Linked DNA regions of Homo sapiens: region 1 is linked to region 2. The links are chromatin contacts, found by Hi-C in ENCODE. All regions are on one chromosome and are shown on one strand. Each heading gives the region's core, a stretch centred on a gene start or an enhancer-like site at or near the end of the contact. The rest is flanking DNA. Distances are from core to core; before and after follow the strand shown. Region 1 has its middle 40 kb from the start of CTBP2. Region 2 overlaps CTBP2 (C-terminal binding protein 2).

Evidence for each region. Hi-C counts contacts between places; a loop is a spot of excess contacts on that map. Pooled maps may share reads with other maps.
Region 1: a loop to region 2 is called in a map of GM12878, with 3 times the contacts of the local background. The contact joins two enhancer-like sites. A Hi-C loop is called at or near these places in 1 of 168 maps with a recorded cell type or tissue (GM12878), 26 of 37 single-sample maps with no recorded cell type and 5 of 50 pooled maps.

What each region holds. Positions count from the first base shown.
Region 1 is chr10:125,196,714-125,204,319 of GRCh38, forward strand. No RefSeq gene overlaps it. Among named protein-coding and RNA genes, the nearest start is that of CTBP2, 40 kb to the left of the region's middle. RefSeq lists an enhancer at 4,993-5,112. Within about 2 kb of position 4,383, at least 2 of the 41 ENCODE cell types and tissues checked have a DNase peak (open chromatin) inside an H3K27ac peak, as active enhancers do.
Region 2 is chr10:125,061,515-125,069,071 of GRCh38, forward strand. The region is part of intron 2 of CTBP2 (C-terminal binding protein 2); the gene reads right to left. Among named protein-coding and RNA genes, the nearest start is that of MIR4296, 32 kb to the left of the region's middle. RefSeq lists a silencer at 94-295 and enhancers at 174-223, 634-713, 1,469-2,066. Within about 2 kb of position 3,362, at least 15 of the 41 ENCODE cell types and tissues checked have a DNase peak (open chromatin) inside an H3K27ac peak, as active enhancers do.

The DNA.
Region 1 (7,606 bases), core at 3,133-5,632, 140 kb after region 2:
TCCCCAGACTCTTGCCAATGTCTGAGATTTGGGCTAATCCAGTGAGTAAAAAAGGTATCTTACTGCTGTTTTAATTTGCTTTTTCTTGATTCCCAGTGAGGTGAAGCAACCTTTTTTTTTTTTTTTTTTTTTTGAGATGGAGTCTTGCTCTGTCGCCCAGGCTGGAGTGCAGTGGTGCGAACTTGGCTCATTGCAACCTCCACCTCCCTGGTTGAAGCAATTCCCCTCAGCCTCCTGAGTAGCTGGGATTACAGGCACACGCCACCCCACCGAGCTAATTTTTTTTCTATTTTTAGTAGAGACGGGGTTTCACCATATTGGCCAGACTGGTGTCGAACTCCTGACCTCAGGCAATCCGCCTGCCTCAGCCTCCCAAAATGCTGGGATTATAGGTATGAGCCACTATGCCCGGCCGAGGCAACTTTTTATATGCTTATTGGCCATGTGTATTTCTTCGATGAATTGCCTCATATATTCTTTGCCCATTTTTCTATTGCGTTGAATTTTTATTATTAAATTGAAACATTTCTTTGTATAATCTGCTTATTAATACCTTGTCTGTCATGTATGTTACAATTGTTTTCTCCCAGTCTCCTTCTTTTAACTTAGATTATGATATTTTTATTTTTTATTTTCTCAGAGATGAGTGTCTCACCCTGTTGCCCAGGGTGGGGTACAGTGGCACAATCACAGTTCACTGCAGCCTCAAACTTGCGAGCTGAAGCGATCCTCCTGCTTGCCTCCTAAGTGGTAGCTGGAACCACAGGTGTGTGCCACCGTGCCCAGCTAATTAAAACAATTTTTTCCTTTTGTAGAGATGGGGTCTTGCTTTGTTGTCCAGGCTGGTCTGGAACTCCTGGCACAGTTTCTTTTTTTTTTTTTCTACAGAAATACTCATTTTTTTTTTTTCTCCAGAGAAATACTCATGCATGCTTAAGAAGCCAAGACAAGGATGTCCATTGCAGCATTGTTTTTAATGTGAGACTCTGGAGAAACCCGTATGTTCATCAATAAGGGACTGGTTAAACAAATTAACAACACATCCATACTGAGGATTGGGCCACTAAACTGTAGAAAAAAGACAAATGAGGCCAATATGTACACAGTGATTTGGAACATTCTGCAAAGCAAGTTGCAAAAGATACATAGAGTATGATACTGTTTAAATTAATAAAAGCCCAGCAGATAAAAAAACTCAACTACATATTTCTTTAAATGATATTTTTATATGCTTGTTATTTATATTTATATTTATTTGTTTATTTTTTGAGATGGTGTCTCACTCTGTCGCCCAGGCTGGAGTGCAGTGGCACAATCACAGCTCACTGCAGCCTTGACCTCCCGGGTTCAGGCGATTCTCTTGCCTCAGTTTCCTGAGTAGCTGGGACTACAGGTGTGCATCACCACATTGAGCTAATTTTTAAAATATTTTATAGAGATGGGGTCTCCCTACATTGCCCAGGCTGGTCTTGAACTCCTGGACTCAAGTGATCCTCCTGCCTTGACCTCCTAAAGGGCTGGGATTACAGGCGTGAGCCACTGTGCCCAGCCGATAGTTTTATATGCTTCTACTGATAAGTTCATAGAAACAAATCTGGAAAGATCCACACTGTACAAATGCCAGGAGTTACTTTGGAAAGGAGTCTGGAATTGGAAGTGAGGTTCTGAGGGGACTTGAGTTGTATTATTTGTATTATTTTAACCTGTATTATTTGAATAGTTCATAATGAGACCATATTCCTATTTTATATGGTAATTGATGCAGAAAAACTGCCTTGTAACATAGGCCCCAGCAGATCCTGTGAGGTCGCCAGAAGGCCGGGCACACCTGGACCCACCTGTTTCATCTGCGCTGAATCCACAGAGATAGTCCAGAGGAAGAGAGGAGGAGGAAAGAGAGTGGAATCTATCGAGCATCTCCTACGAGTCAAACCCCATGCTAGGGCATTCAACTCGGAATTATCAGAGCTGAGTGCAACTGCTGACCTTGTTATTACCTGTGTGACCTTGGGCGAGACAGTTAGCCATTCAGCTATTTGGGCCTCCAGTTCTTCATCTGTAACATGGGGATGACATCACTTGCATTGTCTGATTTGTGCCAGACAGAATTCAAGGTGCTAACCGAACAGCTTCAAGGACCCACAGATCCAAGTAAGAGAATGTGAAACGGCGAAACAATTTGAGGGCCTAGGATTGCTTTCTGACCATGTGGGTCACAGGGTAGGTGTTTAAGAGATAATCCTTGAAGGTACCTGTGAGATGGTGTCAGCTCTTCTCAGCGCAGGGCTGAGCCTTGATGAGTGCCTGGAGGCTTCTTAGGGTTTTGCTGTTCTCAGTCTGTGCCTTTGAACCTTTGATGTAAAAGAGGCCTTCAAACAACAGAAATAAAGTGGGTGTTGATGCTGGCATGGCATTTACAGAGTTAAATCCACAAAGGGAAGTAAGGAAGATTCCAGATGGAGAAGACCCTCCAGGGGAAAAATTAAGATGAGAAGAGCCATCCATTAGGGGCCATGTCTTCCCTTTCTGAGACCATCTCTAATGCGATTCATCAGTGTCAAGGCCAGCAAGAAAGACCTGCAAGGATCAATTCCTCTGTGCAAGATAAAGAGTTTAAAATAATTGTATATATGTAAAGTATTTGCCTTCTCATAATTGAAGAGAACAGAGAGAGAGTCAAGAATATTTCAGGGAGAATGTCTTCGCTTCATGTCTAGAGTCTGCAGCATCATGCAGATTGGTTAGTAGCTGGCAAAGAGCCAAGAAGCTTAATCAATCTCCAAAGTTTATTATGAGTAACCCCCAAAGCTAATGGATCATTCTTAGCAAGAACATCATCCTGGTTATTTCCTCATTTTTATAAATTGATCTATAACGTTAAATCTGGGTCCTTGAGAGGGCTGCTAGGGGCATTAATAATCAGTGAATCCAGCAGAATTCTTTTGTTTCCAAAAAGATCAAATGAAACTGTTCTTGTTTAAGTTGGGATAGGATCCTACCTGCTCAGACCGCACTCCCTGACCCCTACAGTGGCCCTGCAGTGGCCCCACAGGGACCTCCTACGAACCTTAGGGCTCTAAAGAGCACAGTTTGAAGCACTGATCTCACCAAAGTCCCCCATTTTGCAGATGAGGAGGCTGAGGCCCTGAGACAGGAGGTGACTTGAGCAAGGTCATGCTCAAAGTGCATGTGGCAGACATGATTGGATGCTACTCAGCAGCCATTGCCCAACTCCCTTTGTCTTGCTTGAAGAGCTCATCTCACATTATACGGGCTAAAAATGCTGGCTGCTCACCTTTCTGTCCTCTCTTCCAGCTGCAGCATGGGCACTGACTCAATCCTGCCCAATTCTGGAAAGGGTCTACTTCCCTGGCAAAAAGAAGCCAGCAAGGAGAAACTGTCTTTCTTTTTGACTTTCAATGTGTTTGTGGCGAGTATGTGATGACTGGAGCTGCAGCAGCTATCTTACAGCCATGAGAGCAAAATTTGAAGTTGACTGCTAATTAGCTGGTGTGTAGCCAGGAGACAGGAACCACTCTAGGTGTTTAAAACAGAGGAAATTAATGCAGTGATTGCTTACATAGATGATGGAAGACTGATAAGCCAAAGGGGAATGCCAAAGCACCTCCCCTGCCCCAAGAGGTCAGCAATTACAGATACTGTTAACACTCCTAGGGCTGGAGGGACAGAGGAGGAAGGAGTAAGCACCCAGAAGCTGGAGCTGGGATCTGAAGTTACAGCCGAGAGCCTCTTGGAAGGAGCTGGGAGCATCAGGGTGGTGTCTGATGGGAGCTTGAGCTACGTACAGCAGAGGTTCAATCACTGCCAGAGATGCTGCAGGAAGCACAGAGGGAGGCAGAGACATGCCCGACTCACTCCATCTGCCCTTCAATCCTCCATCAGTGCCTCCCATTGGCTGAACTCCCTAGAATCCTGGGAACTGCAGTTCTCTGAAACAAGGCAGAGCAGAGAATGGAGCTGAGAGCAAATGGGCAGTTGACCCTACCCATCACACTAAGGATGGCATGGCAGAAAGACAGAGGGCCCTGTGGCTTTAGTGATGATATTGTTAAAACATGGACAAGTCCATATCTCACCCGTTGCTGGATATCTCCTTCTGGGGATGGGAAAAATCTGAAGGCTGGATGTGGTGGCTCATACCTATAATTCCAGCGCTTTGGGAGGCTGATGTGTGAGGATCACTTGAGCCCAGGAGTTTGAGGTTGCGGTGAGCTATGATCACACCACTGCATTACGGATGGGGCAACAGAGTGCAACCCTGTCTCAAAAAAAAAAAATCTGAATTCATAAAGCCTCCTGGGCTTGGGCATTTTGTTCTTGTAGGTTAATGGTCTCAGTGCTGCACCAGGTCTGAGTCAGACCCATGTCTTTCAACTGCCAGTCCTGAGCCTGGGCCACTGCACCTGCAGACAGTGACAGAGGCCAGAAACCTGAATCTTTGTCCACTCTGCAGGTGAAGGAGTTCACTTTGACAGAGCAGAGAAACAGAATGAGTCAGCAGCAGGTCCACACGCTCCTTGTTCTACAACAGAAAAGCTGCTCTGAGTAACTCATGCACAGAGTGAGAGAAAGAGGAAGGACCTGGGCAGCCCCCATGACCAGCCCCCATGAACCACTGACACGGTTCCACGTCAATGGAACCATGGACAGAGGTGCCCACGGGGCTAAATCCCAGGTTTTTCCTGGGGCCAATGTGTGAAAGCCGAGAGTTCAGCTGAATGAGTCACCTGAGCCTGTGGTTTTTACACTTTGTTTAGACTCAGAATCCAAGAACACTTTGCTCAGAAGCCCAACGTGGGGTTGGGAACCCCAGGTATCCCCCTCCATCCTATCCCCCAGCCTGTGGGTCTTCCCAGTGCTCTGGAGGCAGTTTGAAAACAGCTGATCTCAGCCTGGCCAAGATGGTGAAACCCCGTCTCTACTAAAAATAAAAATAAAAAAAAAATTAGCCAGGCGTGGTGGTGGGTGCCTGTAATCTCAGCTATGAGGGAGACTGAGGCAGAGAATTGCTTGAACCCAGGAGGCGGAGCTTGCAGTGAGCCGAGATCGTGCCACTGCACTCCAGCCTGGGCAACAGAGCGAGACTCTTTCTCAAAAACAAAACAAAACAAAACAAAAACCAGCTGATCTCATCTCCCTAAGTTAGTTTATAAATGAGGAAACTGAGACTTCGGTTCTGTTACTTGGTTGCAGTGACAGAAACCCTACTCAAGCTAGCCTGGGTGGCCGGGGGACTTACTGGCATAGGCAGGGATGGAGCTGGCCCCAGGGATCAGGGGCATCATCAGCTTGGCAGTTGTTGTCTCTTGTTCCCCTCCTCACACCCACACTTCACCCCACATCTGCTGGCTTCTCTGCATGCTGGTGTCGCCACCTCCTACCGCAGGCCAAATTCTCTTTCATGGTCAAGAATGTGGCTGCTGGTATTTCTGGATTTGCTTCTCCCACTTAGCCCCAGGACAGAATTCTGAATGCCTTTCTCCTGATTCCAGGATGCAGACTTCTGGGGACACATTTGGAGCCTCTGCCTATGGCTTGGACCACTCTTGGCATCAGGGGAATGACATATCTGATGGCCCAGCCTTAGCCATAAGCTCAGCCCGAGGCCTGGGAGGTTCATCCCAGAGAATGTGCAGGTAGCCCAATCACGGCCCCTAGGAAAGGCCTGAGTATGGAGTGAGTCCCCAGTCTGTAGGAGTCAGCTTCAGAAAACCTGGCCTGAGCCCCAGCGGGGTCATGCACTTTCGTTGGCAGTCTTGGAATCCCTCCGGTCCTTGGTCCCATTAGCTATGAAACAGGAAGACCACTTCCCATCTCACAGGCTTCTGGTGATCATCAATGAAGAAAAGAGGGCCAGGCATGCTGGCTCACACCTATAACCCCAGCACTTTGGGAGGCCAAGGCAGGAGACCAGCCTGGGCAACATAGTGAGACCCTGTCTCTACAAAAAGTAAAAAAATAGCAGGGCATGGTGGTATATGCCTGTAGTCCCAGCCACTCAGGAGGCTGAGATAGGAAGATTGCTTGAGCCCAGGAGCTTGAGGTTGCAGTGAGCTGTGATTGCACCACTGCGCTCCAGTCTGGGTGACAGAGTGAGACCCTGTCTCAAACTAAACCAAACAAAACAAAGAAAAGAAGTTGAGGCCAGGTGTAGTTGCTCACACTTATAATCACAGCACTTTGGGAGGCCAAGGTCGGGGGACTGCTTGAGCTCAGGAGTTTGAGACCAGCCGGGGTAATATAGTGAGACCCTATCTCTGCTGAATATAAAAAAAGAATCAGGCTGGGCACGGAGGCTCATGCCTGTAATCCCAGCACTTTGGGAGGCCAAGGTGTGTGGATCACCTGAGGTCAGGAGTTCAAGACCAGCCTGACCAACATGGAGAAACCCCATAAAAATACAAAATTAGCCCGGTGTGGTGGCACATGCCTGTAATCCTAGCTACTTGGGAGGCTGAGGCAGGAGAATTGCTTGAACCTGGGAGGCGGTGGTTGCAGTGAGCCAAGATCGCGCCATTGCACTCCAGCCTGGGCAACAAGAGCGAAATTCCATAAAAAAAAAAAAAAATCAGTCGGGCATGGTGACACATGCCTGTGGTCCCAGCTACTCAGGAGGCTGAGGTAGCAGGTTCCCTTGAGCCCGGGATATTGAGGGTGTAGTGAACTATGATCGTGCCACTGCATTCCAGCCTGGACAATGGACTGAGACTGTCTCAAAATAAAAAAAAATAAAAAAAAAATAAAAGAAGTTGAGGAATGCTTAATAGCTAAATCAAGGAGGAGCACATACAGCTATGCTATAGGTGAGATTTCAGAACGGGCCCTCCAGACACCCAGTCACGTGCTCTGGCTTTGGTGCCAGGAGCCCTTCCCCTGTGGGAGCCCTCCCAGAACTCCCTTTGGGGATGCAGGGGGAGTGTCCAGGTCAGCCTCTTCCTCTCCAGGTGAACCCCTTTCAGAATCCCGACCAACAACCTCCTGGAAATACCTTCCCAGGGAATCAATTGCTGGTTTCTAGCATTTTTATTTCTGGGGACTGTGATTCTTATTTGGTTAAATAACACATTTTAAAAAATTGTTGTGATTCCATACTGAAGCTTCCCATATGGTTAATTGGAAGTGTTCTCACAAATATTGCAGGCTGTAAAAACTAATGAGGTAAATGGAAAATTTATCAAGTACCACAGTTAGAAATTAACTTATTGCTTGCTGCTGCACTCATGACTAATGAAGTCAGAGGGGGCTCTTCATACACAGAACAAGAACACAAAGGGTGGCCAAACTTGCTGGCCGTGATGCCAAGGAAAATCCTTCTACCTGCCCTTCTCAACCTCTCTCCCCACCTCCCCTCTGCCAAATATCAGATGAGTATAGCAAATGACTAGGCTTCCTAAGTCTGTATCCCAAAAACAGTACATGCATTCAATTATGTACCATATCAGCAATAACAACAGTAGTTAGCATTTATTGATGCTTGGTGCTTGGCACTTACATGCATTATCTCAAGTTCTTCTTACCTCAGGGAAGCGAGGCAGGTGCTATGATTACCTACCATTTACAGACGAGGAAACAGGCTCAGAGAGAT
Region 2 (7,557 bases), core at 2,112-4,611:
AAGGAACAGCCAGTTTGACACCAAATCCCACACATCCCAGTTCCAGGAGTGGCCTGGGACTCAGACACCAGGTGATCTGGGTATGGGAGGATATAACAGCGTCTACGGCAGCAAAGCCTGAGGCCCCCACACCAAGCCAGAGGCAACTGAGAGCTGGTACCACAGGCCAGACGGAGCCCCCGTGCAGCATCCTGGACCTGTGAGCTGGCCTGCATTCCTGGGTTCTCAGATGCACCTCGGTGAGGTGCCACCTCCTCACGGTCACTGCAACTGTCACACCCTTACTGAGAGGAGCAGCTGTAGCAATAAGCAGGCTCCCCGGCTCACGGCATCCTGGACACTGTTCCCGTCACTTTGCATGAATTCACTCATTCCTCCCAACAGTCTTAGGAACCAGGTATGCTTTCCTCATCTAAAATGACTAAACAGAGGCCCAGGGTAGAAAACAACGGGCCAAAGACACAGCTGGGGTGGAGGTGGGACCGAAGCCGGGTAGCCCAGGGATCGTCCACGCCCTGAGTTTGTGATGGACCTAAACTCCTGTGTGTTTCACTTCCTGTTTCAATTGCTAAACCGAGAGGGCCCTTAGCGACTGCTCCCACCAGGGCTGGAGAAGCAGAACCCAGCGGACTCAAAACGGTGCCTACAGGGGAAAACGGGGTGAGCAGGGGACGACTGAGTCCAGCCTCGGTTCTGGACTACTAGAAAGAGGTGCCCCTGAATGGGGGGACACAGGGGTGCTCTCAAAACTCAGCAAATGTTAGTCCTTTTATTTTAGGAAAATACACTGAACTATTTGTTGATGTAATAGAAGCTAGGGTTTACTGTATAATGGCCTAGTAGGGTGTGTCTGTAAGAGAACGCACGTGAAATGAGGGTGATGAGGACATCTGCTTTTTTAAGTCTGTCCTGTTTAAAGCTCTAACACTGTAACGTGGGGACAACTCTGAAGGCTGCGGGGAGGTTCTGGGACAGCAGACACCCGCTGGCAGCACGCAGCAGAACTCAGCGCGAGGGGTTAGAGTTAGGGTTAGGGTCGCTGCCATCAGTAATAAAAAATACGGAGGGACCGGGTGCGGTAGCTCACACCTATAATCCCAGCACTTTGGGAAGCCAAGGCAGCTGGATCACCTGAGGTCAGTTTAAGACCAGCCTGGTCAACATGATGAAACCTCCTCTCTACTAAAAATACAAAAAATTAGCCGGGTGCGGTGGCACACGCCTGTAATCCCAGCTACTCAGGAGGGTTGAGGCAGGATAATCTCTTGAACCTGGGAGATGGAGGTTGCACTGAGCTGAGATTGCGCCACTGGGCGCCTGGGCAACAAAGCGAGACTCTATCTCAAAAAAATAAAATAAAATAAAAAATAAACCACTGAGGGCACCCAAGGAACAACATCTGCTGTGCACCCGTTTTCCTAATGGCCCCAAGAGAGGCTGGCTGAACAGACAACTATGCTCAGATGATCTTTCTGGCGTTCCAGTGAGCAGGCTGGGCCTCCACAGGAAGAGAGCTCAGCCAAAGAAAGGACAGCTCCCCAGCAGCGAGGCAGGGCCCTGGGCAGCTGTGCACAGCCTCGGCCAGCCTCGAGCTGGACCTCAGCCGCAACTGTGTGCTGTGCTAAATGGCCATCATTGGTGGAACCAAAAACGAACAATGGGAAAATTATCACATTATCCTTCTACGAAGCAATCTGGAAAGCTAATTACGTGTTACTCTGCGCACATCTTCATCTCTGATGTGGAAACAGCATGGGCGAATCGGTCTGGTGGGGAAAAACATCATACTTAAGAAATACGGAGAATTTATTTCTCCGCAAGCCACATACGTGTTTTACCCCACACGTCATGAGGCCTGTGGCACCCCGATGGGGACTGAGCATTCACTCTTCTGCCCACGTGAGGAACCAACAAAAGCTGGCAAGGACACCCCAGGATAACACCCAAACACGTCGACTCGTGCGAAAGGCCTCATGCACGATCCTTTCTTGCTGTGGCAAAACCGTTAAGTTTCTCTCAACACACACAAAACCGAAGTAAAATGCTCATCCTCTGGCTCCCCTACAGTAGTAAAAATTAATTGCCACATAAAATTGCTGATTCCTACCAAATGAAGCTGTACGATTTATCAGCTCATGGATGGCGCAAACTCAATGGTGGTTTAACTACATCACCTGAGTTATTGCTGTGTTTTCTCTCAGTGACAGCTTTACGGGGAATGTAAGTTTTGCGAATTCATTCATGTAGGACAAACTTCCAAAGTAAACAAAAGCATTAAGCAGACACAGCTCTCCCGTGGCTATGTCACAGCGATTCTCAAAGCCACAGGGTGTCTGGGCAAGAAGGGTGGACACCCCGTGTAGGGACCCCTGCAGCAACTCCATCAGGCACGGTTTTCCCCCACCCCCAGGCTGCAGTGCCACCTTCCAGGGGTGCTCTCTGCTGAAGCCCTCAACCCCCCGCACCCCAACTTTAGAGGCCATCGTAATTTAATTATCCAACTCCAATTCCACATAGGAATCCAGTTATTTAAAATGCATTAAAAAAATAAATCACTGCCAGTAGGTTTTGTATTTTTGGCCAGGACAAAGAATTTATAAACAGCTTATATATATGGTGTGGAAGACAGTTAGATGGTGAATACCTCAGGGAACACCATAGTCTCCTCGGTTTTCACCAGAGTTTGCCTGGGAGCCGGGACATCCCTATCATTTTATGGGCTATTTCTGTTTTCTTCATCATTTGTCCCCTGTCCATTAGACAACAATGGATTGATCTTTTTCTAATCTGAATTAGGCCAGGCACAAACAGGTAAGTTACCTTCCGGTTTCCATAATTACGGGAACAGGCAAGTACTTCTTCCAAACTCAGGCCTTCAGAGAAAAATAACTGTGGTGGGAGGGGTGCAATCCCTGGGGAAACAGCGTTCTTGGTGAGGACAATGCTGAGGTCACCCATCGGTCTCCGAAGAATAGCAGTTCTACTTCTCAAGGGAAGAGAGCCCCAACTCTAAGAATTTCAGGTACATGAAAAAAAAGTGCCACAATCCATTGTCCAAGTTTGCCTTATGTTCTATTTATAGTCAGAGTGCGTGCTCTGAATCTGTTTTAGAATCATGTTCTTCAGGACAACTTGAAATAAAAATCAGAGAAGTTTAGTTTCAAAAAAGGCAGAGAGGTGACTATCCACCCAGGAGACTTCACCCATTCCCGCCACGCCAGTGTCCCCAGTCAGCCTTGACCCTGCTTCCCTGACTGTGTAGTGAGATGTGGGGATTCAGCCCAAGGCTTGTGGTTAAAGACAGAGGAAGAAAAGACAAAGAATGAAACCTTTCTGGTTTGGTGACTTAGCTCAGAGCTGGTCTGGCTCTTCTCTACTTTCTTGCCAAGTTTTGCATATTTGGGATTTCAGTTTCACAAGCTTCCCCACCTCACTGGTTTTACTGCTTAACGAGCAGAGAATATGCTCTAATGATTATCTGAAACACACCCACAGGTAACCACAACTGTTTCACACAGAACAGGAAATGCCCAGCAAAGAAACTCTCACTTGATGATGAAATGTTTGCCACTAGAAAATACATCGTACTGTCCCCATTCCATGGGCTCCCCAAACCACTCTGCACAAAAACTGTGGTTGCGGAGGGGCTGCTTGACAGACTGTTCTTTGACTGGGCTCTTCAGGTTCCAGTCTTTCCAGGGAGGTCCAGCCATCATCAGATCCAAATGGAAGTCTTGCAACTGGGGCACTCTGCTTGAACTCAAATGCCCCCAACAAGAGCCTTGTTCTCTTTGTGATGATTTCCTGTGCTGCACACATGAATCTGTGCTTTTCTCAATGTGCACTTTTTAAAAAATTGAAAACAACCCAAGGATGAGTCAACATTTTAATGCAGCTCATACCTGACTGTCAACTTCAGCAAAATAAAGGGAAGGAAGAGCAAAGCCCGCAGGGGCTTTGGGGAAGGCGAGGTGGCGAAGGGAAGAGGCAGGATCCGGCTAACAAATGCCAGTATCAGGGAAATACCAAGTCCACATCCTGCGCAGTCAGCTCCCCAGGATTTGTTTTTGTGGGTCTCTGAGCTGAGAGCTAAGGGGGCCGGAGGGAGAAAGTGGGAGGTAAAGTTAGAGGAGGGACTCACTGTAGGAGCACACTGCCAGCTCTTGTGGCCAGCCCCAGTGGAAAAGAAATCCCACTAAATTTACATCCATTCGTGCTCCATATGAAGAAGCTGAGGGTCACTGTCCTCTTCTAGCTATTTCATTCAGCTGGCTTTCCAGTCTATCAGAAAAATGCCATCATCGGCTGGGTGTGGTGACTCTCACCTATAATCCCAACACTTTGGGAGGCTGAGGTGGGCGGATAGCTTGAGCCTAGGATAGCTTGAGACCAGCCTGGGCAACATGGCGAAACCCTGTCCTAAGAAAAATACAAAAATTAGCCTGGCTTGGTGGCATGCGCCTGTAATCCCAGCTACCCAGGTGGCTGAGGTGGGAGGATCGCTTGAGCCCAGAAGGCAGAGGTTACAGTGAGCCCTGATTGTGCCATGGCACTCTAGCCAAAAAAAAAAAGCCGTCATCTTCTTGATGGTGAACTCCCTCTAATGCTCAGGCTGATGTCCTAACACCCAGGACAACGTCTGAGTGACCAGTGGCTCTTGGCTGAGGGATGTGAGCTATGAGCCCCTACATCACAGCTTCTGTTAACATGGCGATGGCTAGGCACAGGCAGCCACCCCTCTACCAAGCCACATCCCAAATCCTAACCCCAGCAGAGCCAGAGACTCAATGCTTTGTGTCACATGGAGCTACCAACATCAGGACCAGCGAGAAATCGGGAAAACATCAAGTCAGAACGTCCCGTGCCTTCTAAGCAGTCAGGTGCATGCACCATGCTAGGTGAGTGCAGGGCAGGAACGGAAGGCAAGCAGGGTGCGCAGATGTAACGGGGGAAGCAGGCACGGCCAAGCACCCTAGAAAGTGCTGTCATGTTTCGTACAGGAGCCTGCTGGGGGTAGCTCACGGGGACTGGAAGCATGGCCCTGAAGTGTGGGCAGCATCTTTTCTGTTTGCACGACTCAAAGTCTGCCTGGTGGAGGAGGGTGACACCTGCACAGAAGCCAGGGAGCACAGTGCACCAACCTTCAGTGTAATCTCCAGTCCTGCCACTGACTCGTGAGCTGTGTGACTCTGGGTACATCACCTGAGCCCTTCACACCTGGGGGTTTCTTATCCATAAATGGAACGACCTCACCAGAATTTTAAAATGTAACAAAAAAGGAACTAGCCCATGTGTCGATCAGTAAATGCCTCAGGGTGAACTCGAGAATCCAGAAGTCTCCAGGGAAGCCCAGTGTGTGCGACGTGCCTCTTCCTATCTCCCCTGGGCAGTCTTCCCAGCTCCATGGAAAAGTCTTTGGTCAGCTGAACGCAGGCAAGGCTGCTGAATTCCTGAAGTCCCCGCCTGACCACCAGGCCCAGGTATAAGGGAAGGGCGACTCCTACTGATGGACAACCAGACACCCCCCACGTCCACCTGCTATGTGGGGCGATTCATTATTGGCCGGCAAAGGCTTACACTTTTTTCTTTCAAGAATTTTTTTATTTAGAGATTACACAAAAAAAGTCTTCTGTGAAACCCATAACCCAGCCCAGGAATGAGAAAAACATCACACAAACTGCAGTAGAGGGACAATCCACAAAATATACTATCATAATCAAAACTGTCAAGGTCATCAAAAATAAGGAAAGACTGTGAAACTGCCACCGCCATGTGGGGCCTAAGGAGAAAGACAGTGACATACAAGGTGAAAAACTGGACAGGATTCTGGGATGGAAAAAGGATATCAGATCATCAGAATACAATGTAGACTTCAGTTAATATTAATGTATTGATAATTGGTTCATTAATTTTAATAAATGTCTCATACTAATGTAATGTCAAATGATAATAAGGAAACTAGGTGAGGAGATACGGAACTCTCCATGTAACCTTCTAGACGTTTCTGTAAATCAAACTGTTCTTAAAAATATCCATTTAGAAGGGAAAAAACTGCTTTTATATATGCCATTTATCAAACTTCTTATCTTACCATCTCAAAACCCAGGCAAAGGATATAATGTAAACCAAAATATGAGAGAAATCAAAGGAAAATATTAATGGCACGCATAACCCTCATTCTCTTTCTCTCAAAGCAGTAAGTTATAGCAAGTGTCAGCTGTCAGTCTGTGCACGTAGCCTTTAGTTCAAGGAAGGCCCTGACCTGTACACTGACCCAAGCATCAAGTCCCATGGGCAGGGCCCATGGTGGGACTCCCTGACCCGCGTCATTCTGTGCCCTCACCTCTGAAGCCGCCAAGTGCAGTGTCTGCCCAAGAAGCCACCGGGCTGCAGACCCAGGGCGGGTCCGATGTATACCCTAGGAGGCACCCCCAATTTCACCTCTCCTTGGTGGGCCTCTCACCTGTCCACTTGCCACAGGATCTACCTGCCCTCTGGTGCCAAGCAACAACGGATGAATACCCACTACCTCCAGACAGTCAGATGGGCCTCAACTCAGCCCCAACAAGCAGCCAGAAAGCAAAGCGAGGAAGATGACAGCCAATTTCACCATGCGGCCCAGGCCCACAGACTCCAGAGGATTTTGGGAAGCTTCACAGCTGCACCAGAGTTCTGCCCCACGACCATCCTGATCTGCGAAGGACACGTCCATTCTGACCACAGATGTTCACTGAGCCTCTGCTAGGCACAGGGTGAACACCATACAATGACCATTCCCAAATTCAGGAGTGTGAAACTTCATCTACATTAAAGAATTCAAACTACGTAGACAGGGAGTTATATAAACCAAAAGAAAATGTTAATTTGCACACATAACCCCATCCCCTTTCTCTCAAAATAGCAAGTTATAAAAATCTAGAAAGTAGAGAACATTTTATTTGCAGTTTGGATAACCTAAGGTTTACTGAGCAATGAAACTGAGAATGTTTCCACTAACACACAGGCCACAGGTTTCAGGGCAGCAGGAAGGCCAGGAAGGAGCAAGTGTCCTGGAGGTGGCAGCTTTGTCTCTATACCACACCACAGATGCTGGCTGTCCCGGAACAAGATGGCCAGGGTGCAAAGGTCTTAGTGCCATGGCCGAGACAACTACTGGGTTTCCCAGTGTGGTCCCTTGGGTGAGGGAGCTGCAGAGGACTCATCAGCACCCTATGCAGAGGGGTTTCTGAGCACAGGACCAGGCCCTGGAAGGTGGGAGTCTTGAGACCAGCAGGGCTGCAGGAGGTACTCCCTGAGTCACCTATTCCCTTGCAACTTGGAGGTCAGGGTTGCTTTGCCCTGCTGGGGGAATCTGCCCCTGCTGTCTCCGAGGCCCCACTCTCCCCTCAGCCAGCTGGAGCACCGGGTTCTCCTTTGGATCCTGACACGCGACCTTAGACAACTTATTTTACTGCTGATCCTCCCATCGCAGGCTGGGGCAGGGAGATCAGCTACAGGAACAGAAGGGAACGATGCACTCACAGGGCTGGGGTAGAGCTGGTGCCCACCCCCACCACT